7 separate regions of the Mus musculus genome follow, and all the other regions are linked to region 1. The links are chromatin loops, found by intact Hi-C in ENCODE. Cell type or tissue: heart. All regions are shown on one strand. Region 1 has its middle 17 kb from the start of Prrc2b. Region 2 holds the start of Pomt1 (protein-O-mannosyltransferase 1). Region 3 overlaps Lamc3 (laminin gamma 3). Region 4 overlaps Nup214 (nucleoporin 214). Region 5 overlaps Aif1l (allograft inflammatory factor 1-like). Region 6 overlaps Prrc2b (proline-rich coiled-coil 2B). Region 7 overlaps Nup214 (nucleoporin 214).

Region 1 (4,000 bases):
CAGTGTACATCTGCAATCCCGCTCTGGGGGGACAGAGACAGCAGAGTCCTGGGGGCATGCTGGCCACACAGTCAAACTAACATGGTGAAGTCCAGGTTCACTGAGAGACCTTGCCTCCAAAAAAAAAAAAAAAAAAAAAAAGTGGGAAAAAAATAGAGCCAATTGAAAGCACATACGAGGGGGCAGGCAGGGAGTTCTCCGAGCAGAGAGAAGAGCACAGATGGAAGGAGGCAGCGATGCTTTCATAAGGCAAGGAAAAGGAGCCAGAGGCTACCGAGAGGGAGAGGCCAGACGGGAGGGCGTGGCCAAATGGGAGGGAGGGGCCAGACGGAAGGGAGGGTCCAGATGTGAGGGAAGGTCAGGACGGAGGGAGGGGCTGGGGGAAGGGAGGACCCAGAGGGAAGGGAGGGGCCAGATGAGAGGGAAGGTCAGGACGGAGGGAGGGGCTAGGGGGAAGGGAAGACCCAGGCGGAAGGGAGGGGCCAGACGAGAGGGCGGAGCCAGACCTAGACAGCCTTTCCCTAGGTCTTCACACCTTACCTTTGGCCCACTGATCCCCTAAACTGTGAGGTAATACACTTCTGTGGGTTGTTACAGTGTCTCTAGCAAACTAAAGTACCTACAGTACCCAAGTCCCTAGCCCTAACCTTTGCAATGTAATAAAGCCTGGAACCATTAAAAATAAAACAATGGGCTGGAGAGATAGCTCAGCGGTTTAGAGCACTGACTGCTCTTCCAGAGGTCCTGAGTTCGATTCCCGGCAACCACATGGTGGCTCACAACCATCTGTAATGAGATCTGATGCCCTTTTCTGGTGTGACAGCTACAGTGTACTTAGATATAATAAATAAATAGCCGGGCGTGGTGGCACACACCTTTGATCCCAGCACTTGGGGGGCAGAGGCGGGTGAATTTCTGAGTTTGAGGCCAGCCTGGTCTACAGAGAGAGTTCTAGGACAGCCAGGGCTTCGCAGAGAAACCCTGTCTCGAAAATACATACATAAATAAATAAATAAATAAATAAATAAATAAAAAAGACAAAAGGCCTCCTGCATTCCTACCACTATCTCTTATTGAATTTAAGCTTATATAGCTTTTGCCTAGCTTTGTATGTAGTGTGTGTGTGTGCCCAATGAGCAATGCATGTGCAGTGTTGAGGCCGGAGGCTGACATCAGGTGTCTTCCAGAACAGCGCTCCATCTTGTTTTTTGAGGCAGGATCTCTTACTGAAGCAAAAATTGACCAGATGGGTAATGGTAGCCAGTGAAATCCAGAGGTTTCCTTGTTTCTGCCGCACCACCAGTGTGGAGGTTACAGACATACACTGCAGCACCTGGCTGCCAGGCAGGTATTTAGGGACCCAGATCCAGGCCTTCATGATTGTGTGGCAAGAGGCTTGCCAGCGGAGTCATCTCTCCCTCAGCAGAGTCTCATCATGTATCTGTGGCTAGCCTTGAACTTGCTATGTACATCAGGCTGGCTCTAGACTCACTGAGATCCCCCTACCCTTGCCTCCTGAGTACTGGAGCCCACCACACCCCGGGACCTTTTGTTGTAAGACATTCTTGCACTGTAGCCCAGGCTGACCTTAAACATACAGTCCTTCTGCCTGTTCCCCAATGTCTAGATCATGCTCAACTTAATCAATATTCCCTGAACTCCTCTCTGTACCCAGTCTCTGTATTCTGGTGGAGAAGTACCCTTTTTCCAGATCTTTAGAGCCCAGTGCTGGCCACAGAAGACCGTAACTGGAATAAATATAGAGCTTGTGGCACCCCCTGCTGGTCATCCTCAGCATAGCACTCCTCTCTCTAGAGAAGGTGAGTGTTTGCTGGAGATTTATTGAAGGCAGGTGAGGGCGCTGCAGGACATGCTATAACAGTCTAGATGTCTAGACTTGATGTCTGGAGGAGCCCCAGGAAGTTTCATAGAACCTGGATGGCAAGGAAGGCCCTGATCAGAAGAGAGGTGCAGGGAAGGGTAAGATGTAAAGGCTTTGTATGGAAGGCCATTGGAATCCCATCACAGGAGGGACAAGAATTAAAAGCAGAGGACCCTGGGTAAGTGCCAGCCTGCATTCAGCCAGGAATCTTGACCCAGGAAGGTGTTGAGGTCCTGGGGGGAGTGGCATTTCTTGCAGAGCCTTACATGGCAGCATTTCCAAGGAGTCAGTCAGGAAAGGCATGGGGTAGGGGAAGGATTCCTGCTGCTGCTGAGAGCTCCCCTAGGAAGAGGAGGGAAACAGGCTAGGGAGTGAGTAGGGGACATTCCATAGGTGGATACAGACCACAGCTCCTGCCTCGGAGAAAGTAAGAAGAGACAGTTTTACTCTTGGGCCAGGGAGATGACTCAGTGAAAAATGGGTTTGCTGGGAAAGTAGAGGAACCTGAAGGACCCCAGAATTCAGATCCCCAGAACCCAGGTAAAAAGCCGGGGGGAATCCCAGGAACAAACCAGCTGGCTAGACTAGCCAGAACTGTAGCGCTCCAGATTCAGTGAGAGACCCCACCTCAGTGCATAAAATGGAAGCTGTTGGAGGAAAGTCCCAATGTCAACTTCAGGGATCACACACACACACTACATACAAAGCTAGGTAAAAGCTATATAAGCTTAAATTCAATAAGAGATAGTGGTACGAACGCAGGAGGCCTTTTGTCTTGTTTATTTATTTATTTATTTATTTATTTTCGAGACAGGGTTTCTCTGCGAAGCCCTGGCTGTCCTAGAACTCTCTCTGTAGACCAGGCTGGCCTCAAACTCAGAAATCTGCCTGCCTCTGCCTCCCGAGTGCTGGGTTTAAAGGCGTGCGCCACCACGCCTGGCATAGCTAAGCAGTGGTGGTGAATGGTTTTCATCCCAGTGCTTGGGAGGCAGATTTGAGGCCAGCCTGGTCTACAGAGTAAGTCAGGGAGCCAGGACTATACAGAGAAACCCTCTTTCTTTCTTTCTTTCTTTCTTTCTATCTATCTATCTATCTATCTATCTATCTATCTATGTATATGGTTTGGTTTCTGGATTCTTTGGTTTTGTTAGTGAAATTTCCTTGTGTAGGCCAGGCTGGCCTCAAACTCTCAACCCCCTGTCTCTATCCCACTGCATCTGACTCTACTCTGTTGCAAATATATATATATATATATATATATTGTTTGGAGATGGGGTCTCATATAGACCATGATGGCTTCAAACTCTCCATGGAGCCATGCTGACTCAGACATGAGGCTGGCAAGAAGATTGCTATGGGTTCAATACCAGCCTGGGCTACAGAGTAAGACTCACAATCAAATGTTACTTTTGGTGGCAGCACATGCCAGTGTCATCTGCATCATCTGTGTGGAGCCCTGTCTGCTGACAGAGGACTTGTGGCAGCCTGGCTCTGTCAGCTTTTGATATTTGCTGATGAAGAACTAAATTTCAGATCCTCCACAGATTGCTGCTGTTTTATTTGTTACAGTTTTGTTGTTTTTCTGTTGTTTTGACAGGCTGGGCCAAGGTGGTGCACACCTTTAATCCCAGCACTCAGACTCAGGAGGCAGAGGCAGGTGGATCTCTGAGTTTAAGGCTAGCCTGGTCTACAACAGAGCGAGTTCCAGGATCACCAGGGCTATACAGAGAAACCCCTGTCTTGGAAAAAAAAAAATGCCTCAGTGGCTAAGAGCACTGGCTGCTCTTCCAAGGACCTGGGTTCAATTCCCAGCAACCACATGAAGTTCATAACTGTCTGTACCTCCAGTTTCAGGGGATCTGACACCCTCACATCAATGCACATAAAATAAAATTATTTTTATAAGAAATGATACCTTCATGTTTTAATTTTCTCAGGCCGTTTGTGACCCTGTCCTCTAAGCCTCCCCCACCCCTAACTCCTGACCCAGTCTGCTGCTGCTGCTTCTTCTTTTTCTTCTTCTTCTTCTTTTTTTTTTTTTGGTTTTTCAAGACAGGGTTTCTCTGTATAGCCCTGGCTGTCCTGGAATTCACTTTGTAGACCAGGCTGTCCTTGAAC
Region 2 (4,000 bases), 100 kb after region 1:
CTATACAGAGAAACCCTGTCTCGAAAAAAAAAAAGAAGAAGAAGAAGAAGAAAATCCCTAAGGACCTCTTTAAGAGCATCCAGTGCTCCTAACCACTGAGCGATCGCCCAGCCCCATTGCTACAATCTTAAACCGGATGTCACCCAATGCTAAGCTAACTTGTAAAAACTGAATTTTGGCAAAACATCTGGAGTCGGTTCGGGCTTGGCTTGCCATCTGAGCGTGATTGTAATACCCACCCACCTAAAAAGGCATGATTGTAATACCTGCGCTGGGGAAGCAAAGGCAGTAGTTCAAAGCCATCATCCTCTACATAGCGAGCCTGAGACCTTGGGGAGGAGGAGGGACAGACAGCTTGTAGGCATTCCAGTGTGGGAAGAGTTGAGAAAAAGCGATCCACCACTCACACAGCTCCAGGAGGTACAACGCACCCGAGGCTTCAAAGCTCTTACTCCTGCCCGTAAGCTAACGCGCTGCTTAACGAAACCGCTAAAGTAGACGCGAGGCCCGAAACGGAGAGCTCCGAGCACGTGAACAGCTTGTGGAAACACACTGTGCTTTATTAAAAAGGGGAAAGGGAGCCCTAAGGATAGGACAGTCAGTATGCCCAACTTTGATGGCCGGTGAGCACGCCGCGCATGCGCGCCACTACCTCGCGCTCCGGCTGCGCACGCGCGTCTCAGAGTCTGTCGGCCGCGTAGACACAACTAGTTGAGCGTCGATCCGTGGCCGCTGCAGAGTAATCGAGCGGCCTCGCCCCCAACGGTCGATCCTGCCTGGCGGTTCGCAGGCCTGGCTCCACATGGGGAGCCACTCTACGGGACTCGAAGAAACGCTCGTAGGTTTTGGAGTGCCAGATTTGAGAGCCCTCCTGGGGTCTGGGATCCGGCTTAGGGGCGGCGCGCTAGGGACGGTGGATGTTCGGATCCTGGCTGAGCAAGTCGTTTCCAGGGCGGCCTCTTGTAAAAGCCAGAGTGGGAAGAACTGTAGAGAAAGAACGGGCTCGGGGCACAAGCAACTCTAGGAGGAGAGGAATGCCTCCAGAAGAGGGAAAAGTCCATCCAGGTCACTGGGCTATGACAGTGCCCAGAGCTCCTCAGGGTCTTAGTTTTCAACCACATTGGGAAGGGACAGGAGAGGCCACTTCATTCATTAGCAGCCTTGTTCCTAGCAAGTGCCCAGCAGGTGTTTTTGGAATGACTTGTAGAAATGAGTATCCAGTTCTGAGATTCCTGAATTCACCCCTCAGATGTTTTTATGTATACCCTGTGCTTGAACACAACTGTAATTCTCCAACAGGTATGTTCTGGAAGAGTCCTTCTGGTTCTATTAACCCAACCCGCTATGCTGTAAATTCATCGTGACGCCAGGCGGCTTTAGGACCCTGTGGCCTCGTTTGTGCCTTCCCGGGCTGCTGTCCGTTTACTTTAATGGTAGTTCTTTCCCTCTTTTCCAGGGAGTCCTCCCGAGCTGGCTTTTCTGCAAAATGTTAAGATTTTTGAAACGGCCTCTAGTGGTGACTGTTGACATCAATTTGAACTTGGTAGCTCTGACTGGCCTGGGACTACTTACCCGACTATGGCAACTCTCCTACCCTCGGGCTGTGGTGTAAGTAGAGATCGGGGAGGAGAGTCAATGATCCAAGAGTCATTGTAATTAGTGACAGGAATCACCTTGCCGTACAGTGCAAAAGAGAGACATTCTGGGTTTCTTGGATCTCTTGGTGATGGATGTTTTAGCAGTGTATTGCTCAGGGTTCTCTAGAGTAACAACTTAAGAAGAACACTATGTTTGCATGTGTGTATATGTAAATAAATATAATATAGTATACATATATACATATGATTTATTGGAATGACGACTTACTGGCTGCAGTCCAGCTAATCCAACAATCGCTGACTGTGAATGGAAAAGTCCAGGACTCCAGTAGTTTTCTGCTCAGTCCACATGGCTGGGTGTCTCAGCTGGTCTTCAGTATACTCTGGCTTCCCAAAGAAGTGGGCTCTAGTGCCAAGGAAGGAATGGTCTTGCTAGCAAGGCGAGGGCAAGCAGGCTCAGAGGAAAACTTCCTACTTCTGTGTCTTTAAATAGATTTTCAGCAGGTGTGGTGCAAATTAAAGGTGTGTCTTCCCACCTCAAAATCTGGATTAAACTAGTGTTCCTTCCTGCCTTAAAGGTCCAGACGAGAAGTGGATCCATCCATTTTAAGCAAAAGATCTCTCATAGATGTACACTTAACTTCTGGATTGTAGATCATTCCAAATGTAGTCAAGGTGACAACCAGAAATAGTCATCGCAAGCAGTGTGGGTATGGCCCATTTGTCCCCCAGAACAACCACTAGAATACATACATTTTAGGGCTTACCTTATAGGACTATAGTAAGAAAGTTTTGGTCTGTCAGTTTCCAGCCTCACTTTTCCTTAGCCAGTTGAAAGGTGTCGGTTTGATGAATTTGTTCGTAAGGGGAACTATGCTGTTGTTATTGAGAGGGTATGTATATTAGCTAATACAGGCATTCTCTTCTACTTTGTTTTTTTTTTAAATACTTTAAGTTTTTTTTTTTAGATTTATTTATTATTATATATAAGTACACAGTAGCTGTCTTCAGATGCACCAGAAGAGGTCATCAGATCTCATTACAGATGGTTGTGAGCCACCATGTGGTTGCTGGGATTTGAACTCAGGACCTTTGGAAGAGCAGACAATGCTCTTACCCGCTGAGCCATCTCGCTAGCCCTCTCCTACTTTGTTATAGGGGTCAGATATATACATGGGTAGACTGATGACCTCAGCAGCCCCCTTAGAGATTAATTTGAAGAAGATTCTAGACATATGTATGACTAATTCACTATATACGTCTGAAAGATGAGGATTATTTAAGAGTATACGTGTGTCTGTCTGTCCATCTGTGCATGTGCACATGTGCCTTCAGACTCAGAAGAAGATGACAGATCCTCTGGAGCTCAAAATCCAGGTCTTTGAGATCTGCCTGAGTTCTGGGATCTGAACACAGGTCCTCCGTTTACAATCAGCACATGCCTTAACCATCTCTCCAGCTCCAAGATGAGGATTCTTTTTTGTGGGGGAGGTTGGGGGTTGTTTGGTTGGTTGGCTTTTGGTTTTTCGAGACAGGGTTTCTCTGCATAGCCCTGGCTGTCCTGGAACTCACTCTGTAGACCACGCTGGCCTCAAATTCAGAAATCTGCCTGCCTTTGCCTCCAAAGTGCTGGGATTAAAGGCGTGTGCCACTACTGCTTGGCAAGATGAGGATTCTTGAAAACAAAGAACACATAACCACGGTAGCGTTATCACACTTAAGACCTAATGTCTTTCATTATCTGAAGAAGCTTCTGTGTCATTCTTCCTTCCGCATTTGACTCCCTTTCAATTAGATCTTCAGTTCTGCTCCAGTCCACAGCTGTAGAAAGGTGCTGGTGGCCAGTGAGAGTATGAGATGGGATTAGCCTCAAGGCTCCTGGTCAGGAGGTTGACCTACACATACCTAAGTCAAAAGCTGTGGGGAGGCTGGGGAAGTGGCTCAGCTGGGTAAAGCACTTGTTATACAAGTGTGAGGACCAGAGTTCAGACTCCCTCACATGCCATGTGGGCAGTGTGTTCCATCTGTAATCCCAGCATGCTGCCAGCTAGGCAGGGACTCTCTGGAGCAAGCTAGCTAGGCAGACTAGCCAAATGACAAGCCTCAGACTGATGAGTGTCTCGGTAGATAAAATGGAGAGTGGCCAAGGGCCTGCACGTATGTGCACACACTTTCATACACGAGCATGCCTACACATAACTGCCTGTATATCACATACACATCCATGCAGGGGAGAAAAAGACTAGAGAAAGAAATAGGCTCTCTACAAGACATGCATGCTCACTGGGCTTGGTAAATTTCCCACCATGTTCCTGTGGGTTAAATGATGCTGTGTGTGTCTTTGTGTTTGGGGACAGAATACAGTTGGAACAAAGGATCCGACCCTCACGCTTCACTTACCT
Region 3 (4,000 bases), 220 kb before region 1:
TTCAGCCAGCCTCTCTTCAGGCATCTGCCCACGCCTCCTCCACCACCACCACACCCTGCAGGCCCTGGGAAAGGCCCCTCAGAGCCTTGCTTCCCAGCAGGTGCTATGAGAATTACCAGCACAGATAGCAACAGGAGAAAGACATTCAGAGAGTCGCACAGATGACAGGAACTCATGGGTGTTCACCCAAAGCCACAAGCCAAGTGTCCTCACTGCTTGGAAAAGTCACTTCTCTCCCCGAATGTCCCCATCTATACAGTACAGACAGCAGTAGTATACACTGCCCAGGCCATGGAGACAAAGTCCATGAAGGTCAGGAATTGTCTAGATATTTAAAAGAACAGAACGCTCTTTGCACTGAAGTTCAGGGGTAGCTGACGGAGTGAGCCGTGGGTGGGTTCTTTTCCTGGGAGAGACAGATAAATAATATAAAGGAAGGAATAAGATAGTCTCATCCCCTTCCTCCCTAATGTCTTCTCCTTGATTCCTGTAGACATGCAAGTGATATATTCTCCATTATTGTCCCATTTGTTTCCAAGTGGGGTGACCTCATGACCTGTAGGTGACAGAGCCACACCTCCCACCAGCGGTGGTGGCTGTCATTCAGTAGAGCTACTTCTCATACCTACAGAGATACAGAAACCTCTCCAGAGGTCATGTGACCAGGAGGCGCTAGGGGACAGACACAGGCCTTTTCACCTCTGTGTCACAGGCCTTTCGCCCTGCTGCCTCCCCAAGACAGGTGGAATCTCTGATACATAGAACATTGTCCATGGCTCCTGTGCCTGGCAGACATCACCAATTGAGCCTAGATGAAGCCTCGCAACCCTTTCCTGGATAATGCTCCCTGCAGCTCCTGTTGAGGAAACAGAATCTCCTCATGAGATTGAACTGATTTTTCACCCCCACGGAGCCCTTGACTTTGCCACAACTTTCCATTCGGTATAAGTAAGCCTTCGTCTGTAAAATGGGTAGAGCAGCTAGTCTAAGAATCAAGCCTGAGGGTGTGAGCTGAGGCAGGAATTCTCCCTGGCTCTAGGGAATGAAGTTCTCTTCCGTTCTCCTCACAGCCATGGCTGGACACTGCTGGTTGCCTCCTGTAGGGCCCCTCTTGGGTCCCCATGGTGAGTCACGACCCTAGGCTCTGAGCAGACTCCAGGGGTTGCTGGACTGGAGAAGGGGGTCTGTGGTATCCTCCGTCTTCCAGTACCAAGAGTTGCCATACCAATAGCATGTATATACTATAGGTCCTGTACAGAGTGAGCCCCCGAAAGACTGGAAGCCTGAGCCAGGGTCTCCCTTTAGGTGGGGCCCTCAAGGTGAAGAGGATTATTGCTGTGCCTTCCATTGGTCGGGAGAGCTGTGAGACAGGAATAGTGAACAGTGTCCAATTGTTGTCCCTGCCCACCCTTGCCCCCCACCCTGGCTCTGCCACCCCATCCATCCACTCCTGCCAGCATATTTGTGGTGTGGCCTCTGTTACCATCCATCCCAACTTCTAAGACAGGGATCTGAGGTGCAAGGTGGCCACCCAGCCAGTAGGTGGCAGAGCCACACCTCTTACCCACCGAGGGGCGGGTTAGAAGGTTTTCCCAGCTCACACACACAAACCTTAAGTGAACCCAGGCAGTCTGGCTCAGCCGGGATTTACCCCAAGCTCCTGTCTCTCTAGTCTACCAATGTGTGTCCTGCAACTCCTCCACCAGGATACTCACTGTCTAGGGTAGCAGTTCTCAATCTGTAAGTCGCAATGTCTTGGCAAACCTCTATCTCCAAAAATCTTTACATTACAATTCCTAGCTGTAGTAGCAAAATTACAGTTATAAAGTAGCAACAGAAAAATCTTTATGGTTGGAGGTCACCACATCATGAGGAACTGTGTTAAAGAGTCGCAGCATGCCGGGCAGTGGTGGCGCTTGCCTTTAATCCCAGCACTTGGGAGGCAGAGGCAGGTGGATTTCTGAGTTTGAGGCCAGCCTAGTCTACAGAGTGAGTTCCAGGACAGCCAGAGCGACACAGAGAAACCCTGTCTTGAAAAACCAAAAAAAAAAAAAAAAAAAAGAATCGCAGCATTAGGAATTAGGAAGGTTGAGAACCACTGTTCCAGGGGCTTCTGGACTGAGATAGTGAACAAGTGCCTTGCTCCTTAGGGATCTGCCTGTGTGGCCACCACACCGAGGGTCCATCCTGTGAGCGGTGCATGCCAGGTTTCTACGGTAACGCCTTCTCAGGCCGTGCTGATGATTGCCAGCCCTGTCCGTGCCCTGGCCAATCAGCCTGTGCAACCATCCCAGAGAGTGGAGATGTGGTGTGCACACACTGCCCTCCTGGTCAGAGAGGTGAGTGGCTTGTGCTCTGTTTCCCAGAAAGACCAAGCCTGAGCCCTGATCCTGCCCTGGCTCTAACAGAGGTTAGGGTATGACAGGTAGGACAGAGCATGGTCCAAGGGTGGCAAGCATGACTTCTGAGGACAGAGTCTCCTTGTCAAGTTCCCAGTATGCTGAGAGTTACTGCAGACCTGGGGCTTTGGCCATATATAATGGAACCTTGGAAGGCCTATATGTGGGCTTTTAGAGTTGTTTTTAAAGTTGTTGGGAGGAAGCCAAGGGACCTGGGATCCTCACTGCAGAAAACCCCAACAATGAGGTTGGCATGTCTCAAAGGAAGGCTCAGCTTGGGAAGTGATGCTGAAGAAACCAGACCACCTGAGTCTGAGACTTAGAGCACAGAAGACAAAGAGCAAGGGCAGGGACCACATTCCTCTCCCCTCGGCGCTGGGGAGGCAGAGGGATACCGGGAGTCCAGGAGGAGCAGTGGGGCTCAGGGGTCCTCTCTCAAAACACAAGGTAGAGTTAAGAATGACACCCAACACTTATCTCCGGCCTTCACGCACATACACATATGTGTACATCCACACACATGCACACTCGTTTGCCTGTACAGACACGTGCGCACACACAGACACATACACACACACACACACACACACACACACACACACACACAAACACACACACACAGAGGACTTTTCAGAGTTCAGGTTTTAGTGAGTATCAGGCAACAAGAGGCAAACAGCCCTCTCCTCCCAGGTTCCATCCTCTCTGCTCCCACTCTCTGCTGCAGGACTTCCCCCTCCCCGGCTCTTCCCTCAGAGGTGCATTTAACAGCCTTTGAGGCTACTGCAATGCCCCACAAAGTCACCCACTTAAAGTGGACAATTAAACGGCTATCGGTATATTACATCATTAATTCTTTATCATAATAAAACCCATATCATAAAGCTGTCCTCCTTGGCCATCATTTTAAGCGTGTGATTCATTGGCCTAAGGGGCCCTGGCATCGTAGGCTGTTCCCTGCCACCATCCTCCCCAGTGAGCGCCCGCCGTGCCCACTGAGCTGTCATCTAAGCTCCCTGTCCCATGCCCACTCCTCACTACTATCTGACTATGTCTCTGAATTTGTCTTCTCTAAGTAGAAGAGAATGTTGTCCTTCTGAGACATTTAGTATATGGGACTAGTGTCTGCACTGAATGGTTTTGTGGAGTATCCTGCTCCCTGGGGGTTAGACTCTGTACCCACTGGCATTAGACTGCCCCTCCATTTCTTACCTATCCCCATTTTCTGACCCCCTCTAAACCGAGGCAGTGAGAGTGAACAGTGAGAGATGCTTGCAGGGTGGGTGGGACATTCCTAAGAGAGGACATCAGGAGCAGTTGTGGCTGCCAGAGGGAACCACCCCCAGAGAGAGGGCCTGGGTAGCTTATAGATCAACGATTTCAGATTTCTGCTAGCTTCTTTACCCACATCACCTCCTGGGGCCTTGGGAGAGAGTAGCATGCAGCTTCCCTGGACTTCTGAGTTGAGCCTACCAAAGTCCAAGTGATGCTGAGGAAGATGCTAATAAAGATGCAAAGGATGATGGTGGACCCTGTGGTACCTGCTACTGCTGAGTGCTCTGCAGTTAGTGCTCTGCACAAATAACCTCATCGAGGCCTCTTGT
Region 4 (4,000 bases), 88 kb before region 1:
ACTGAGTCCTAGGTTACTAGTTCTTAGCATCTTTTCCTTAGAATTTGGTAAAAGGTACTAGAAATAGGCATTGCAACTTCGTTTGGGGGCTACATACAGAATAATTAAAAAATGAAAAGGACACAGCTTTTAGCTCTAATACAAGGACAAGTTTGGAGCTGGTGGTACTGACAGTCAGCATGGCCACTTGGCAACCTTTCTTTTTTTTTTTTTCTTTTTTCTTTTTCAAGGCAGGGTTTCTCTGTATAGCACTGGCTGTCCTGGAACTCACTTTGTAGACCAGGCTGGCCTCGAACTCAGAAATCCGCCTGCCTCTGCCTCCCCAGTGCTGGGATTAAAGGTGTGCACCACCACGCCCGGCTTCTTTTTTTGGGGAGGGGGGTGCAACCTTTCTTAAAAAACAAACTGGGTGGCTCCTGATCAGTGGCCTCCCACACAGCTCATGACATGTACACAAGGAAATCAAATAAGCATGAACACTTGAGAAATGTTACATTGTTAACCACTGAGCCTTTCTATCTTTTTAGGCACCTGATGTTTCCTTTACTTCTTCTGTTCTGGGTTCTGGGGTGTGGCTCTGTGTTCCACATTGTCCTGGTGGACTTAAATTGAGAAGCTGGTGAATGTGTTTTCTGTCTTAGAAAAAATATACCTCCCACCTAGACATTTGTTTTCCTAATTCTGGCTTTTCTATTTGGTGAGCATCTAGAATGAGGACTGACAGGGACCCAGGCATCTGAGCAGACAGAGGAGAATGTCTGCCCTGCACTCAGCTTGCCCACGCGCTCAGTGAGCACTGTCCTGAAGGTGGATTGAAGGACTTGGACAGAAGGCTGGGGTGCACTCAGTGGGAGTACGTGCGCTCAGGAGCCTGTGAGGGGATCAGTCAGACTTCCAGCTCAAAGGAGCAGCATCAGCCCCTCACTGTAAAAGCGATTTCAGGCAGAGCCTTTGGATGAGCCTTTGAAAACTCGTGTCTGTTCCTCCTCCCTTCAGAAAACACTGTGTCAGAGCTAACGCTATTGGAGGCCACCACAGAAGGGACAGGAGACGAACCTCACCATGGCCTCACAGCCAGCCAGCCCGGGGTCTGCAGGCGTTTCTTCGTCAGTTAGAAAGCAGGACACATGACAGGGCCATGAGAGGTTCCAATCCCAGCTCTGCCACCTACCCATGCTGCAGTTAGATGAGAAGGTAATCTGAGAGCTTGGCACCACTGGAGGAAGGGCCCAGGCCAGCCAGGAGAGGGTGGGAGCTGCCTTGATGCAGCTGCCACCGCCCCTGGAAGCCCAGAGACTGGAGTGTCTGGCCAGCAAACCTGCTTCTTGGTTGCTCAGTCAGACACTCAGCCTGCAGCTGAGCTCCTGCTCTCTCATTGGAGGGAGTCGCCTGACCCCAGAACTAACACCAAAGCAGCCATTCTCTCATTTAGCTACACACCAAGTTTGTTTTGCTTTTGCACGTGTGCCTGCCTGTCTGTTTGCTGGCTCTCCTGCCAGCTCCTCTCCAGGTTAATTTCTTGGGTCATAAAACCTCTCATTTTTTTGCTCACATTCCAGCAAGAAGTCTAAACAATATTGAATACGAGGTGCGAGATGTAACCTTGTATGTCTAGGAAGAAAGTGCAACTAGATCTGTGGTCAATTTAAATAATTAAAGGACAATGGTTTTTTAGCACTTTTTTTCCATTCTGTTTATGTTTGTAAGCCACCAGTCTCCGTAGCACAGCCTGGAATTTCACTCAAGGTTTTAAAAGACAGAGTAGTAACCCAAACACGAGCCACGGCAATGTCTCCTCAGCTGTGCAGCCCTGTGAACGATAGACACAGAATTCAATTGCAAGTAGCAGCCGCTGCTCGCCTGACTGCTCTCATGCCCTACATTTGATCTTCTGATCACGGTGGCAGGAGCGGGTGTGAGGACGATAAAGCAGATCCGCCACTTGAACAGGAGATTTGCTGTCAGCAGTAATGACCCTGCCTCTAATCTGAGCTCAGCATACCCTCACTACCCTTCTCTTCTGAACCTCAGAACTAGAGCAAATCTTGGAGGTTTGGGGATACCTCAGGAACAGTCCCAGGAGGCTGCCTGGTGCTGGACCTGACCCAGTTCTGTTGTCTCCGTCTTGCCTGTAATGGCCTAGAGTCCTGATCTGGGCGCTTAGGCCATCCTCACAGCCATCTTAACACCTGGTCACATTTATACTGTAGCCTTCATCCAAAATGAGAGTCAGTGCGCTTTATAGTCATGCCACAAGTCAGGGACATTGGTGATAGGCCCACAGCCACTTGCCTGTAAATAAATAAAAGGTATGTGGCTGGGTGCCAGCCTGCACCACCCTGCTTCTGTTGTGACCCAGTTCATGGGTTCTGCCAGGGAAGGGGCTTTGAACCTCCGACTTTATTAGCTGGGTTTAGTTAGTCTTTACATATTCTTAAAATTTCAATCTCTTTAAAATATCCATCTCTTTTAAAAATCCAAAGTCTTTTTAAATTAAAAGTCTCTTAACTGTGGGCATCACTAAAACAGTTTCTTCCTTCAAGAGGGAAAATATCAGGGCACAGTCACAATCAAAAGCAAAAATCAATCTCCAACCGTCCAATGTCTGGGATCCAACTCACGATCTTCTGGGCTCCTCCAAGGGCTTGGGTCACTTCTCCAGCCATGCCCTTTGGACATGAAACTAGGAGCCTGCTGTGTGTATTAGTAAACAGTAAAGCCTGTCACCCTGCCACTGCTGGTTGAGACACTAGCTTTGGGGATGGGTTTCTATGAAGAGTCACAGATATCATGGGGCTAGAAAGCAACCTGCAATGGACCTGCTGTGTTTAAGGTGGTTTGTTCTCAACAGGACTTGAGATAGGTTCCACCTGCCTCAGGGAGGCATTAGGGTGCTCAGATCTCTTAGTGCCACAGACCCTCTGCTCCTAGTGGGAGGAGCCGTGTGGCTGAGGGATTGAGGTTGGGGTATTGTGCTTTTTGGCTTCTTGTGTTGGAATTACTGACGTCCTCTCTCCCTTTCTCCTCTTTTGATTTGGTTTCTGACTGCTTGATGCCTTCTTTCCTGTCTCCTTTTCTTTCTCCCTGTTCTGTTTGCCTCTGTTTTGCTCAGGTGGCTTCGGTGCTGCTCCAGTGTTTGGCAGCCCTCCTACTTTTGGGGGATCCCCTGGGTTTGGAGGGGTGCCAGCATTCGGTTCAGCCCCAGCCTTTACAAGCCCTCTGGGCTCGACGGGAGGCAAAGTGTTCGGAGAGGGTACTGCGGCTGCCAGCGCAGGCGGATTCGGGTAAGCTGCAGGTGGGACCTGGGAAAACCACAAACTTGTGCCAGCCCAAAGCACCAGGGCCTGTCATTCTTACATTCTCTAAACCACACAGTGACCTGGCGGCCTTGCCTTTAAGTAGACAAAAAAAGTTGCTAGATGTCTTTTTCTCAGGACAAGGCACATTGTGAGCAGGTTCTTAAATCATTGGCCACAGCATTGCTGGCTGTCAGTGCACAGCATGCAGGACATCAATAACCTGTTCTCTGGACCAGGTTTAGCTGCAGCCAGGTCTGTTTCTCAGGTGGTCCTTATATTAGAAAGTCCTGAAGAAAGAGTTAGGATTGTTTTCTTGAGGTGCCAGTTGGTCTTTAGCAAACAACTCCTAGAACATAGGACACCAATGGGATAACCCCCACTCAAGACTGCTGTTCTCTTGGCTGTCAACAGCTGCTCTATACACATCCTACACACATCCTCATTAGAAAATCCCATGACTGGGGCTAGAGAGATGGCTCAGCAGTTAAAAGCACTGACCAATGTTCCAGGGGACTCAGGTTCAAATCCTAGCACCCACATGGCAGCTCACAATTGTCTGTAGCTCCAAGATCTGATACCCTCATACAGATGTACATGCAGGCAAAACAACAACATATATAAAATAAAAATTAAATAAAGATGAAAATACCAAAAAGAAGGGGGAGTTTCTTCTAGTGGCCCTAGAATTTTAGTCTCATTGC
Region 5 (4,000 bases), 170 kb before region 1:
TGAGATCACTCATTTATAGACAACAAACTCAGGTTTGGGGAGGCAGAGGGGTCACATAGCTCACTTGAGGCAGAGTTAAGATTCGAGTCCTTGTTAATCCGTCTCCAGAGCCCCAGATCTCAACCCAGGTCTGTGTTTTCTCTACATGGGGTGGGGAGTAGGGCAAGTCTGCAGGAGATATAGGCAAAGGATACTCAGGGCCCACAACTCATGGGGGCCTCTGGGAAGCAAAACTGCTCTTGGGGTCTGAAGTCACATCTTCAGTGGGAGGTAAGGCTCGGTTTGTTCAGCCGGTAGTCCTAGTGAAACAGTTTTGTTGGAAAAAGAAAGATACAGAGGTCCTCAAGCCATGTATTCCTCTGCTCTCCAGATGGCTATTCACTGGGCACCAGGCCTGGGGAGTCACATGGGACAAGACCTGAGGAGTGTGTGTGAGCGTGTCTGTACAGGGGCAGGGATAAGTACAGAGCAAGGAGAAGCCAGAGTCAGCAGGGTGCAGGTGCCTGGTGGAAGCTGACGTCCTTGGGACTGTCTGAGCACCGCTGGGAGGATACTCCAGGCTGAGAGACCAGCCAGGTGGGGTGGAGGGGAACAGGGTGCCTGTAGCAGTGAATTAATTATTAGTTAAACCGCTTTGGCATGCTGCACTTGCCCGAGAGCTCTCTGGATTCACAAATGAAAGACATACACACACCACCTAATTTTGATATGCCTTGACTAGCTCAATGGTTGGGCATTTCTAAACCTCCCGGAGGCTAGCACACACCCCCTCCAGTATTCCTGGCATAACACCTTCTAAATCTATGTTTTATCTTTGCTGTGCTGTTACCTTCTAGACAGCCCCTCCCATAGGGCCGCATTCTGTTTCCACCTACATTGCTGGATGCTTTCTTTCCTGCAGCTCTTATATCTGATCTCTCTCCTTCCGAGTCACAGCAGTTCCGCTCTCCCCCCTTTCTCCTTCTGTCCCATGCCAGGAATATTGTAGAGACTGATTCTTTTTGAAAGAATTCAATCTAGTAATGGCAAGATGGCTCAGCAGATAAAAGCACTGGTCATAAGACACCAGTGACCTGAGTTCCATCCCCCAAACTCATGAAAAGGTGGGAGGAGAGAACGGACGTCGCAAAGTAGCCTCCAAACACATGCATGCCCAGACACATGAATCATACACATGTAAACACACACACACACACACACACACACACACACACACAGAGTCAATCAAGGGCTGTAGACAGTTTAAGCAGATGTTGTTTTAACAAGGCTAAGCAAAGCAAACATTTCAAAGAGGGATTGGAGTGAGCTTTTGCTTTGTTAAACTAGAAAGAAGTTTTGATGAAGGTGATGCAAATCATAGTAGATCAGATTTCCATTTTAGGGTATTTCGTCCCATGATCCTCTAGAAAATCCCACAAGGGAGGCTGGTGTCTATACCACGATACAGCAATATTATGTATGACGTCTGGTCTTTCGAGCATACATACCCTATGTTAGTGTGTGTGTGTGTGTTGGGGGTTGGGGGTGTGGGTTCCCTTGTACAGCAGGAAGCAGGAACAACCAGGCTGGAGTAACTAGAATATTTACCCACAAAGGAGCACTGTGGCTATCAGGACAGTATATCACATGGTAGAATTTTCCTCGTGGCTAATTCTTGCCTACCTGGTATCAGGAGAAGTTTTTTGGCTCTTCCAGAGACAACAGCTAAGACGACAGGACCCCTTGGGCTGGGGAGGGTGTCAAGGGTTCCTCAAGGGTTCAGTCAGCCCTTTCTAGAGAGTCACTGGGCTCTGCAGGGAGAGCTGTGGCTTCTAATCTAATGGCAGTTCGTGCTTGTGATTTTCAGAGAAATACATGGAGTTTGACCTGAATAATGAAGGCGAGATTGGTGAGTGAGGCCTTGGTGGTGGAGAAGGAGGATGGGAAGGAGGCCTGAGAGCCAAAGAATCCTGCTGCTCTGGGGAGGAGCACTGGGTGAAGCTGAAGAACACCCAGATGCATGAGGCCCTGATGGTCCTGGTGGCCAAGCTGCTTGACTCTAGCAGCAGGAGACACCAGGGAGTGACTTCCACTAGGGGGCAGCAGGAGACACTGGGGAGTGACTTCCACTGGGGAGAGACTTCCACTGTGGGGTGGGGGTGGTGGGACTGGGATCTTGGTTCACACAGCAAAAGACAACTTTAGAATGAATTGTTACTATTTATTTACACCTTTGTATGTAGTGTGTGTGTTTGAACATGGGTGTTTGTGTGTGGGTGGTATGTGTTAGGACAATGTACAGGAATCTGTTCTCTTCTACCATGTAGGTTCTGGGGTTTGGGGATCAAGCAGGTTGTCAATCTTGGTGGCAGATACCTTCACCTACTGAGATGTCATTTCAGCCGTGGGCCCCTTCCTTTCTTCCCTCCCCCTTCCTTTCCTCCCTCCTCCCCTCCCTCTTTTCCTTTTTTTTTTTTTTTGAGACAAGTTCTTGCTATGTAGTTGTGTCTGGCCTGCAATTCATGGAGACCCACCTGCCTGTAGATGTGCCTTCCGACATTGCCCCCTCCTCTGAATGTCTGTGTTTGAATCCAGGTTAAAACCTTTTAATACACTCCAAATTCAGTTCATTAAAAATAAAAAGGGTGACTTAGTGATCAAGGGGGCTTGCTGCTCTGGCAGACAACCTAGATTCATTTTCTCGCACCCCACGTGGTGGCTCACAACCCCCAGTGACTAGTTCCAAAGGATCTATTGCTCTCTTCTGGACTCCGAGGGCACTATGCACATAGCGCACATAAAAACCCTCATACACACAAAAATAAATACATCTTTAAACAATTTTTAGCTTGGTGGTGGTAGTGTGTGTCTTAAGTGCACTCGGGAGGCAGAGGAAAGCAGATCTCTTGAGTTCAAGGCCAGCCTGGTCTACAGAGTGAGTTCCAGGACAGCCAGGGCTACACAGAGAAACCCTGTCTTGACAAACAAAAGGGAAGAAAGAAAGAAAGAGAGAGAGAGAGAGAGAGAGAGAGAGAGAGAGAGAGAGAGAGAGAGAGAGAGAGAGAAGGAAGGAAGGAAGGAAGGAAGGAAGGAAGGAAGGAAGGAAGGAAGGAAGGAAGGAAGAATATGGGAGGGCTGGAGAGATGGCTCAGTAATTAAAAGTGTGTACTGCTCTTACAGAGGACCTGAGTTCGGTTCCCAGAGCCAGCATCAGGTGGCATTCAAACAACAGTAACTCCAGCTTCTGGAGTCTCCGCCTTCTGATGGCCTTGGTGGGCACTGCACTCATGTGCACACACACACACACACACACACACACACACACACAATCTTAAAAACTACAATAAAAAATAGTAAGGAAAAAGGACAGATATGGAAGAATTATAGTTAGAGAGAGAGAAGAGAGGAGAAAGAGAGAGAGAGACTGAAACTTATACAAAACAAAAACTACCAAGAAGGCTGGGTTTGAGTAGCTTAATAATTGCTATCTATATGATTTTGGTGGCTTAATCAATGTCTACGTTTAAAAGATTAAGTAACAATGTTTTTGCATTCTTCTTATCTGAAGAATGTGTCTTTCTGTAGGTGAGATTTTACAGGGTTTTTGCAGACTTTTCAGACTAAAAAGAGAAAATTGTAGGTCACAAAGGTCAGCGGGATTCTTACCATGCGCAGGTCACTAGGAGGTCGATACTCGTTCTGACTGTAAACAGGGCTCAGGATCTTGTCTGGGAGTCTTTTCTCAGAACAGACAACAGGGTGTGCTGGTATGGTTAGCTTCAGAGGCCACACAGCTGGCCAGCTGTTCCATGGCTCTTGTTAGGAATCTTCCAAGGACGGAAATAGTGTCTCAGCAGGCTGTCTTCACAGCATTTTTTCTTTTGTTAGTTGGGTTAAGATTCTTGACTCGTTGCCAGTAAGGGACTTAAGGGCCGAAGGGCTCCTCGCCCTCCCTGTACCCCTTCATCCTTTACCTTTCTGTCCTGCCAAAAGCCAAGCCCACTCCAGGTCCTTCCATCTC
Region 6 (4,000 bases), 57 kb after region 1:
CTCTCTGGATCATGGAGTCCACTTCCTAGGGAGTGCTAAGACTACAGATCCCTGCCCTTTCGCCCAGCTTTTCACATAGATGCCAGGGATCTTAGCTCGATTCATTAGGCTTGCATTGTAAGTGCTAGGACAGAGATCAAAGGTGTGTGCCCTTCCCCCTGGTGTGGCCTGCTCTGATTACCTTGCTTGCCAGTATTGGGTGACAAATGTAAAAGTGCTGAAATCTGAGGGATACTAGTGTGCAGGTGTAGGGTTGAGTTACCTGTCATAGTTTTGTTTTTTGTTGCTGTGATAAAAGGAAAGAAGGGAGGGCTTATTTAATTTACAATTCTAGTTTTTGGTCCATCATTATTGGGAAGTGAAAATGTCAGGTATTTTAGCAGTCAATGTCAAAATTGGAGAGCAATGAATGAATGCAAGCATGCATACTAGTGTTCAGCTTGCTTTCCACTCTTAAACATCCACAACCCTATGCCTGGGGAATGGTGCTGCCCACAGTGGGTGGGAACTCCCACCCAATTAACATTATCAAAAGTATCCCCCACAGACATCCCCATTAGCAATATGATCCAAACAGTCCTTCCTTAAGAGTCCTTTCCCAGGTGACTATAGAGCAGTGGTTCTCACCTTCCTAATGCCATGATTTTATTTTTAATACATGTAGTGATCCCCCAGCCATAAAATTATTTTCATTGCTACTTTTTTTGTTGTTGTTTTTTGGTTTTTGGTTTTTGGTTTTTTTTTTTTTTTTTTTTTTTTTTCGAGACAGGGTTTCTCTGCAGCCCTGGCTGTCCTGGAACTCACTCTGTAGACCAGGCTGGCCTGGAACTCAGAAATTCGCCTGCCTCTGCCTCCCAAGTACTGGGATTAAAGGCGTGCTCCACCATGCTGGCTCATTGCTACTTTATAACTGTGATTTTGCTACTGTTATGAATCATGTTGTAAATGTCTGATGTGACCCCTGGGAAAGGCTTGTTCAGCCCTCAAAGCTGGAGAGCCTCTTTTCTAGAGTGTCAGGTGACAGCTAACACCAGCCACCTACCTTTTCTCAGTTTTGCCAGTAGAGGGTGAGTTTGCCCGATGCTGTCACTTGGCAGGCTGTTCTCACCCAGCCCTTTAACTGACTGTGGGAGCAAGCAGGCCACTGCTGCAGTGACCTGCCCATTTCCCTGTGCATAGCAGTTCCAGTCAGCAGGTGCCTATGTATTGTACTGAAAACCTAGGGGTGTGGCTATAACAGGGCAGTGGTATCCCTCAGTTCAGTAGTGTGGTACACAGCATGGGCTGAGAGAGCACTAGTCCTTAAAGGCCATTCTCCTCTGTTAATCCAGGAAGAGATGGGATCTGTGTGTCAGGAGTGGAGTTACAATGTTAAAACAGGGCTGTTCCTTCCAAGGGGGTTCTGGTTGAGCAGTGAGTGACTGCTGAAGAGAGAAATGGTCTTGGGGTTACATCAGGACCACACTTGGCTTGGCAGGGCTGGAGAAGGTTGGGAGGTGAGTCTCAGAACTCACTGGCCACAGCTTTGTGGGGTGTCTGATGCTGCCCCTCATGAAGCAGTCTTACTACCCTAAGCAGACGCCAAGTACCCGGTGATTTCCTGTCCCCTTATCCTGTGTGAGCACCTGCCAGCTCCTGGGAACAGCTAAGGGAGTCGTCACTGCCTGGCAGTACAGATGCCCACCTAGCCAGGCCACATGGGGCTAGGAAAGCAGCGACACTTGGCTGTCTTACCAGCTCCCTCTGTCTTCTCTGCCTCTCCTGCAGGTTTAAGGGGCTCAAGCCGACTGTTATCCTTCTCTCCCGAGGAATTTCCGACGCTGAAAGCAGCTGGAGGGCAGGACAAGGCTGGCAAAGAAAAGGGCGCCTTAGATCTGTCGTATGGGCCAGGACCAAGCCTCCGCCCTCAGAGTGAGTGGAGGGCAGCACTGTCCTCAGGTCCTGCTGGGCGCCAGACCCCTTGCTTTCTACCCTTGCACGTGTCCCCAGCTGCCTGGGCCTGGGCCTGGGCGTCAGAGCATGGAAGCAGGTAGCTGCTTGACATGTTTGTCCTGACTGCCTCTGTCTGGCCTGTTCCTCACCTCTGGCTCTCTCCCTCTCACTGAGCTGGGTCTTGCCACTTGTCCATTTATCATCCTTTACTCCACTAAGCTGGCTTCTGCTTTGTGGATACATGCAGGGTGCAGCTAACTTGATCAAGTCCCTGGTTCCATAGCCTGTTTCCACGCTCCTCCACATACTGTCACTCAAAGAGCGTGTCAGTCTGGCTTTCACCCTTCCCCAGCCATGTCGGACATGACCAGGTGAATCTGCAGCAGCCAGCACTGTTGCGCCCTCTGGTGCCAGGGATTGGGGCAGGCTTGCAGTGGGGGCCTTGCCAGCAGGCCTCCCGTGAGGGTTTTTTTTTTTTTTTTTTTTTTTTTTTTTTTGGTTTTTCGAGACAGGGTTTCTCTGTATAGTCTTGGCTGTCCTAGAACTCACTTTGTAGACCAGGCTGGCCTCGAACTCAGAAATCCACCTGTCTCCGCCTCCCAAGTGCTGGGATTAAAGGCGTGCGCCACCACCGCCCGGCCCGTGAGGGTTTTTAAGAACTGGATTTTCTGTCAGGCCTGATCAAGGAAGCTGAACTTGTTCAGCTCTTGAATTCAAGGATCTGCCCGTATTGTTCGGTCCCGAGGCCTCTTCTGTTGATGGTACTGACGGCAAGTCGGAGGCACAGTCCTGAAGCCAAGTGAACACCATGCCACTCTGGCAAAACAGCCACTTTGCCCAATGTGCACAGTGCTGAAAGGGCTGGTCAATGTTAGGGGAGCCCTGCTGTGGCTGAGATGGGTCACCCTGGGGGCTAAAGTGTGGAAACAGAACCAGCTTCTAGATTGTTCCCTCTCCTGAGGTGAGAAGCAAATGGCCTGAGGGTGTTCCTGGCTTCATGGCCTCCCGTGTACCTCAGGGCCGCCGGTCTTTTTTCTTGGTGGTGGTGGTGAGCGCTAGGTCCTTTCCTGTTTCAGCTCCTAACCGGAAGTGGATAGGGAGGAGTCTGGATTCATTCCTGTCTGGCCCCACAGTCCTGCTAGATGCAGTGGGGCCACAGGAGTTACCTGCAGTGACAGTTTAGAGACGCACTGAGGACAAATACACACTGAGGAAGCGGGTGATGTCACACCTGGGATGTTTGTCTCCTTTTGCAATTGATTTATCAATTAATCCTAAGTGTGCGTAAGGAAAGTCAGTCTGGCCATGCAGGGTGGCGCTTGCCTTTTAATCTCAGCACTCAGGAGACAGAGGCAGATGGATCTCTATGAGTTTGAGGCTAGCCTGGTCTACAGAGAGAGAGAGAGAGAGAGAGCTTTAAGCCAGCCAGGAATATAGAGTGAGACCCTTACAAAAAAGAAAGCCAGATTGAACGGGCTCAAGAAGCTGTCAGGTTTTTACGTTTTTCAGACATTTCTTTTGTGTGTGTTTGTCAGGTAGGGAGCACACTTACTGTAGCATGCATGTGGAGGTCAGAGGGCAGCTTGTGGGAGTTAGTTCTTCCCTTTTGCCACAGCAGTCCTGGGTCATCAGCTTGATAGCAGCCCACAAAAACACATCACCCGCTCATCCTCGGGTTTTTACCTGTGAACTGAGCGTGTGCTCTGTGTATACCACATGTGGTCACAGGGTACCGATGTTCCAAACAGAGGCTCATGTGGACAGTCGCACAAGCCTTGGTGGGTGGGGTAGTGCTGGCTGAAGGAGTGAGTCAGGCTGTCCTGGTGTCCCTGTGTTCTGCCCTCTGGGTGGTCTCAGCCATCGGGAGCCAGTTCTCTTTCCTCGTGTGTCTCTGAAGTGGAACACGTTTCTCAGACACATCCAACACCCCCTAAGAAGTTCTAGCTTCCTGCTTCCCACTTGCCTGACAACATTTGGGTTTCTTTTCTGTTTTCACTATGAATGATATGGGGGTATTTTTTAAAGAAAGGGTGGTGTCCATTGCCCCTCAGAATCTTACAGTTTTCTT
Region 7 (4,000 bases), 96 kb before region 1:
TGTTAGCCAAGATCGTGACGGTATGCCACCCGCCACCACCTGACCTGGTAGGAGAGAAGAGTTCAATCCTAGGGACTTTTAGAATGCTAACAGTGAGGTAAGAACCTCGCAATCGGCCCTCCACATGTATGGGTTCTGTACCTGCAGATGTGGCCCTCCATGGATTGAAATAACTAGGGAAGATCTATGCTGACCATGTACACTTTTTCTTGCCATTATCCCTGAGCAGGACAGAGTAGCAGCTAGTTGACATAGTCTCTCCAGTATACTTCCGTGTACCATAAGTCATCCCAAGGTGATGGAAGATATGTGGGAGCCTGGACACACGGGCTCAAACACCACAGCGTGCCACGTCATGAAAGAGACTACTGCATCCTCAGATTTTATATCTGGGTACTCTCAGAGATCTAGAATTTATGGATACCAAGAACAGCTGTGTTTACATAGAATTTTCTCCATTTCCTCAGTGGGGAAGCGTTTTTTTTTTAATTGTTAATATATTTATTGACATTTTTGTGTGTGTTTGCATGCATGTATATAATACAATTTGATCAGAATCACATATCTCCAGCCCCCTATCTTACCCTCCTCTCTGGAACCCTTCCTTTCTAACAACCCCTCCTGCTTTCTGTTTCTTTTCTTTCTTAATGACTGGCTGAGTTTAACAGTTTGATTAGCTTTTATGAACGTAGGTATGGGATTGCTTACTGGATCACAAACAACTATCCATAAATACACTTCTGGAGAAAAATTACTCCCCTTCTCCAGTAGCCATTAACTACCAGTAGGTCCTCAACTAGACGTAGGGTGTTATGAGTTCCGCCCCCTCTGTCCTGGACTGTTAGCAAGCAGGAAATGGTTCCTGCTGTGGGCCCCTGAGCACAGCAGTCATGTCGTATTTAGAAAACAGTTTTACTCTCTTCCTGCCGATGGTCATGCTCTTCAATTCTTTATACTTCTTGCTCTGTCTTCCAAAGTATTCTGGGAGCCTTTAGTCCAACTTAGGGTAAGACACCGGACAGTCTCTTAGTCTCAGCACAGTTAGCAGTCTCTTCACTAACCAACTGCCCACTTCAAAAAGCTGCTGTGACTAAGACTGAGAGCAGTGTTAATCTGTGGGTGTAAGTACAAGTATTCAGAAAGAAATTGGACTTGTCTATTTAGCAGAACAACAATAATAGCTTCTCCCCGCCAGTGTATGACCTTGTCAGCCTGGGATTTTAACCAGTTTGTTTACAGTGCCAGGAATGAATTTCCTCCTGTGGAGCAGGCCTCTAAGCAGAAAGTGATAGTTTACTTCCATACATTCATGCCATGGCTACATAAATAGGCCTATCTTTTCCAGCGGTTTAGTACTGGAGCAGGTACACTCACCCCTGGAGAAGGCCAGTGATGGCTTTTACATCCAGTGACGTTCATAACACATCTATAGGCTGTGGGTGTTTTGATTGGGTTTGGGTTTGGGTTTGGGTTTAATTTTGATGTTTAAAAAAGATTTCTCCAAATTGAATCTTTGTCTTTGTGTCTTACAGGTTTTGGGTCTAGTAATACTGGTTCTGTGTTTGGCCAGGCAGCCAACACTGGTGGGTCAGTCTTTGGCCAGGTAAGTATACATGATTGTCTCTCTCTGTGTGATCATCTGTCTAGTTTTTTCCCAGTGTAATAGACTTAGTTTATGCTCAGGGTCCAGGCTGGCAAGCAACCACATACAGTTCCTTTTTCCTTCTTTTTCTTTTCCTTTTTTCTTTTCTTTTTCTTCTTTTCCTTTTTCTTTTCCTTTTTCGGATTCTTTCCAGACAGATTTCTCTGAGTTGCTCTGGCTGTCCTGGAACTCACTCTGTAGACCAGGCTGGCCTCGAACTCAGAAATCTGCCTGCCTCTGCCTCCCGAGTGCTGGGATTAAAGGTGTGCGCCACCACGCTCGGCACATTCTAATTTTAGTACAGTGATATGCGTAAGCAAGCCCTCATTTCTCTATAACGGTTCATTTCCCAACATTTTGAAGTGAGCAGGTTTCTGTCTCACACCACCGTGCCCCTCAGCTGGCAGTCCCCATTGTTCCTCTGCACTGCTGCCTTTCCTAAAGCCTGTCTTATTCTGCATCATCACCCAATGTCAGCTTAACTAATGTGAGCAGCCCCCAAACCACAAGCTGGTCTCTGAAAGGACCGGATTCTAAACAGAAAGAGTGCCTGGAGCTTGTGCAGCTCTGAGTCAGCATGTGCCCCGAGTGCAGCATCCTCTGAGTGTTTGGATGCAATTCAACAGTGCTCATCATTTCAGCAACGGGGCTAATTTAGGCTGCTCTTGGCAGCACTGGGCAAGTCATTGTGAATGAGAAGTGCACAGTGGAGAGAAACGCCTGTAAATCACGAGTCATTGCTCATGACGTCACCTGACACTAGTGAAGACATCGGAGCTTCTCCCTGTTCTCAAACGATTTGTAAATCTGTAATGCTTGGTTTCCCTGCCCCTGGTATTGAGTCAGACAGTGCAGAAAGCATGGCAGATAAGCATTGCCACCTACTCTAAATGCAGTAACCAAAGAACCTCAGATTTGTAGGGAGCCTTCCAGAATCAGCCTCTCCTGGGGCTGTTCCAGAGTGTCTCTTCCAGAGATGGTGAGAGTTCTCTTTGCCCATCTGCCCTGGCTGTGGGCTGTCCAGCCAGGCTGTGCCTGCAGTTTTACAATGATCTCTAATCCTTCCTTGCTTCCTATTCCCCTCCTCACCCCCACTTGTTTTTTTCAGCAGTCATCCACTTCCAGTGGTGGCGTGTTTGGGTCTGGAAATGCTACAAGAGGGGGCGGTTTCTTCAGTGGCCTTGGAGGAAAACCCAGCCAGGATGCTGCCAACAAAAACCCCTTCAGCTCAGCCGGTGGGGGCTTTGGATCTACAGCTGCCCCAAGTGAGTTGAGAAGAGTTTTCCCAGCTCCGCGACCCACTCATGTCAAAGCTTCAAATACAAATACAGAAGAAACAAATACAGAAAGGGCTGAAGCTAGAGAGGGTCTTCACCTACACTGCTCTACTTTTGTGGTTATTGTTGTTTTAATAAGGAGTCCTCCTTACCTATGAAAGGACAGTAGAGCTTTGGGGACAGATGAGTGTGACAGGCTGCTTCTGTTTTCTCTCCTAAGGCCACGCTCACTCTTGTTTTCTACCCTGAGGTTACCTGAAGGCAGTGTGACAGACAGCAGCCATGAGCCCCACCCAGGCACAGGGCTTCTGCTCACCTGACTCCTCTGACGCTGAAGTGCACTAGTGTGGGCTCGGGCCTGCATGTTTCTCTGATTTACCTCTGCTGCCTTTTCCCCCGAAGCTGGATTTCCTAGCACGTTTTTCTCCACCTGATTTCCCATGTTGTGTTGATCTGTCTATCACGGTTAGAAGGAAAAGATGCTATAGACTGCTGCAGTGGATGGATGGCAAGTTGTATTCTTGCCATCCTTGCCTTACCTGCTTCCACTTAAGTGCTGTGTTGAGCTGTCCACATTAATGAGTGTAGTGTCTGCATCTCTCAGCTCTTTTCCTCATATTAAGGCCTGTGGCATGAAGAGCAATGTTTTCTGTCTCAGATTTGCTCTTGTGGTTGTATGGATCAGGGATTTGTTGTCCTGATGTCTCTGCTCTGATAACATGTGGCAGGATTGCTTGGCCAGGCACTTCCTCCTAGATCATCAGGCTGTGACAGGAGGGATTTAGGACCTACGGTGAAAGGACCTCAGAAATTGTATTCTCAAAAACTGTTCTGCAGGTGAACAACAGAATCCTGATAAGTAAAGCAAAAATAGGTTCATTTGAAGGCAGGGGCTGAGAGTCCTGATGTAATGGAAATGCTTGACCACCTGTCCTCCGGGACTGAAAGACTCTGTGTAGCAAATGCTGTAAAACCCCGGTCCTTTCAGATGAAAGTGAGAAAAGAACAGATGTGACACTCAGCTCACATACATGTTACATGCTAAACACAGCCCACGGCATCATCACTGGTCATGCTGGTT

What was found. Hi-C counts contacts between places; a loop is a spot of excess contacts. Peaks named below come from ENCODE experiments on the same cell type or tissue, not always from the same donor. Only the 100,000 strongest peaks of a DNase experiment are listed, where the experiment ranks them.
Region 2: it touches region 1 in a loop (2.3-fold over the local background); 4 of 42 quality-filtered maps call a loop at or near these places.
Region 3: it touches region 1 in a loop (11-fold over the local background); 18 of 42 quality-filtered maps call a loop at or near these places.
Region 4: it touches region 1 in a loop (3-fold over the local background); 18 of 42 quality-filtered maps call a loop at or near these places.
Region 5: a loop joins it to region 1, with 3.0 times the contacts of the local background. A loop is called at or near these places in 9 of 42 quality-filtered maps.
Region 6: a loop joins it to region 1, with 3 times the contacts of the local background. A loop is called at or near these places in 15 of 42 quality-filtered maps.
Region 7: a loop joins it to region 1, with 4 times the contacts of the local background. A loop is called at or near these places in 18 of 42 quality-filtered maps.

Annotation. Positions count from the first base shown.
Region 1 is chr2:32,132,421-32,136,420 of GRCm38, forward strand. No RefSeq gene overlaps it. Among named protein-coding and RNA genes, the nearest start is that of Prrc2b, 17 kb to the right of the region's middle. In heart, a CTCF peak has its summit at 1,800 (motif pointing left); DNase peaks (open chromatin) are centred at 351 and 1,821; H3K4me3 peaks cover 614 bases; H3K27ac peaks cover 1,568 bases.
Region 2 is chr2:32,235,904-32,239,903 of GRCm38, forward strand. It overlaps Pomt1 (protein-O-mannosyltransferase 1), which reads left to right and starts at 737. Exons shown (of 20, transcript NM_145145.2): 1 at 737-838; 2 at 1,457-1,608. The coding sequence starts at 803. In heart, CTCF peaks have their summits at 765 and 1,510; DNase peaks (open chromatin) are centred at 678 and 1,458; H3K4me3 peaks cover 2,136 bases; H3K27ac peaks cover 1,734 bases.
Region 3 is chr2:31,916,278-31,920,277 of GRCm38, forward strand. It overlaps Lamc3 (laminin gamma 3), which reads left to right. Exons shown (of 28, transcript NM_011836.4): 13 at 2,151-2,339. Among named protein-coding and RNA genes, the nearest start is that of Lamc3, 31 kb to the left of the region's middle. In heart, a CTCF peak has its summit at 1,534 (motif pointing right); no DNase peak of the experiment used is centred here; H3K27me3 peaks cover 1,391 bases.
Region 4 is chr2:32,044,291-32,048,290 of GRCm38, forward strand. Nup214 (nucleoporin 214) reads left to right here. Exons shown (of 36, transcript NM_172268.2): 33 at 3,113-3,284. It also overlaps a transcript of Fam78a not described here. Among named protein-coding and RNA genes, the nearest start is that of Mir7674, 4.7 kb to the right of the region's middle. In heart, no CTCF peak of the experiment used is centred here; a DNase peak (open chromatin) is centred at 1,911; H3K27ac peaks cover 3,641 bases.
Region 5 is chr2:31,963,225-31,967,224 of GRCm38, forward strand. Aif1l (allograft inflammatory factor 1-like) reads left to right here. Exons shown (of 6, transcript NM_145144.1): 4 at 1,847-1,888. Among named protein-coding and RNA genes, the nearest start is that of Nup214, 9.2 kb to the right of the region's middle. In heart, a CTCF peak has its summit at 2,072 (motif pointing right); a DNase peak (open chromatin) is centred at 427.
Region 6 is chr2:32,189,742-32,193,741 of GRCm38, forward strand. Prrc2b (proline-rich coiled-coil 2B) reads left to right here. Exons shown (of 32, transcript NM_001159634.1): 6 at 1,768-1,911. Among named protein-coding and RNA genes, the nearest start is that of Gm22192, 30 kb to the right of the region's middle. In heart, CTCF peaks have their summits at 1,054, 2,343 (motif pointing left) and 2,542; a DNase peak (open chromatin) is centred at 2,310.
Region 7 is chr2:32,036,570-32,040,569 of GRCm38, forward strand. It overlaps Nup214 (nucleoporin 214), which reads left to right. Exons shown (of 36, transcript NM_172268.2): 30 at 1,533-1,603; 31 at 2,754-2,907. Among named protein-coding and RNA genes, the nearest start is that of Mir7674, 12 kb to the right of the region's middle. In heart, no CTCF peak of the experiment used is centred here; a DNase peak (open chromatin) is centred at 2,292; H3K27ac peaks cover 1,049 bases.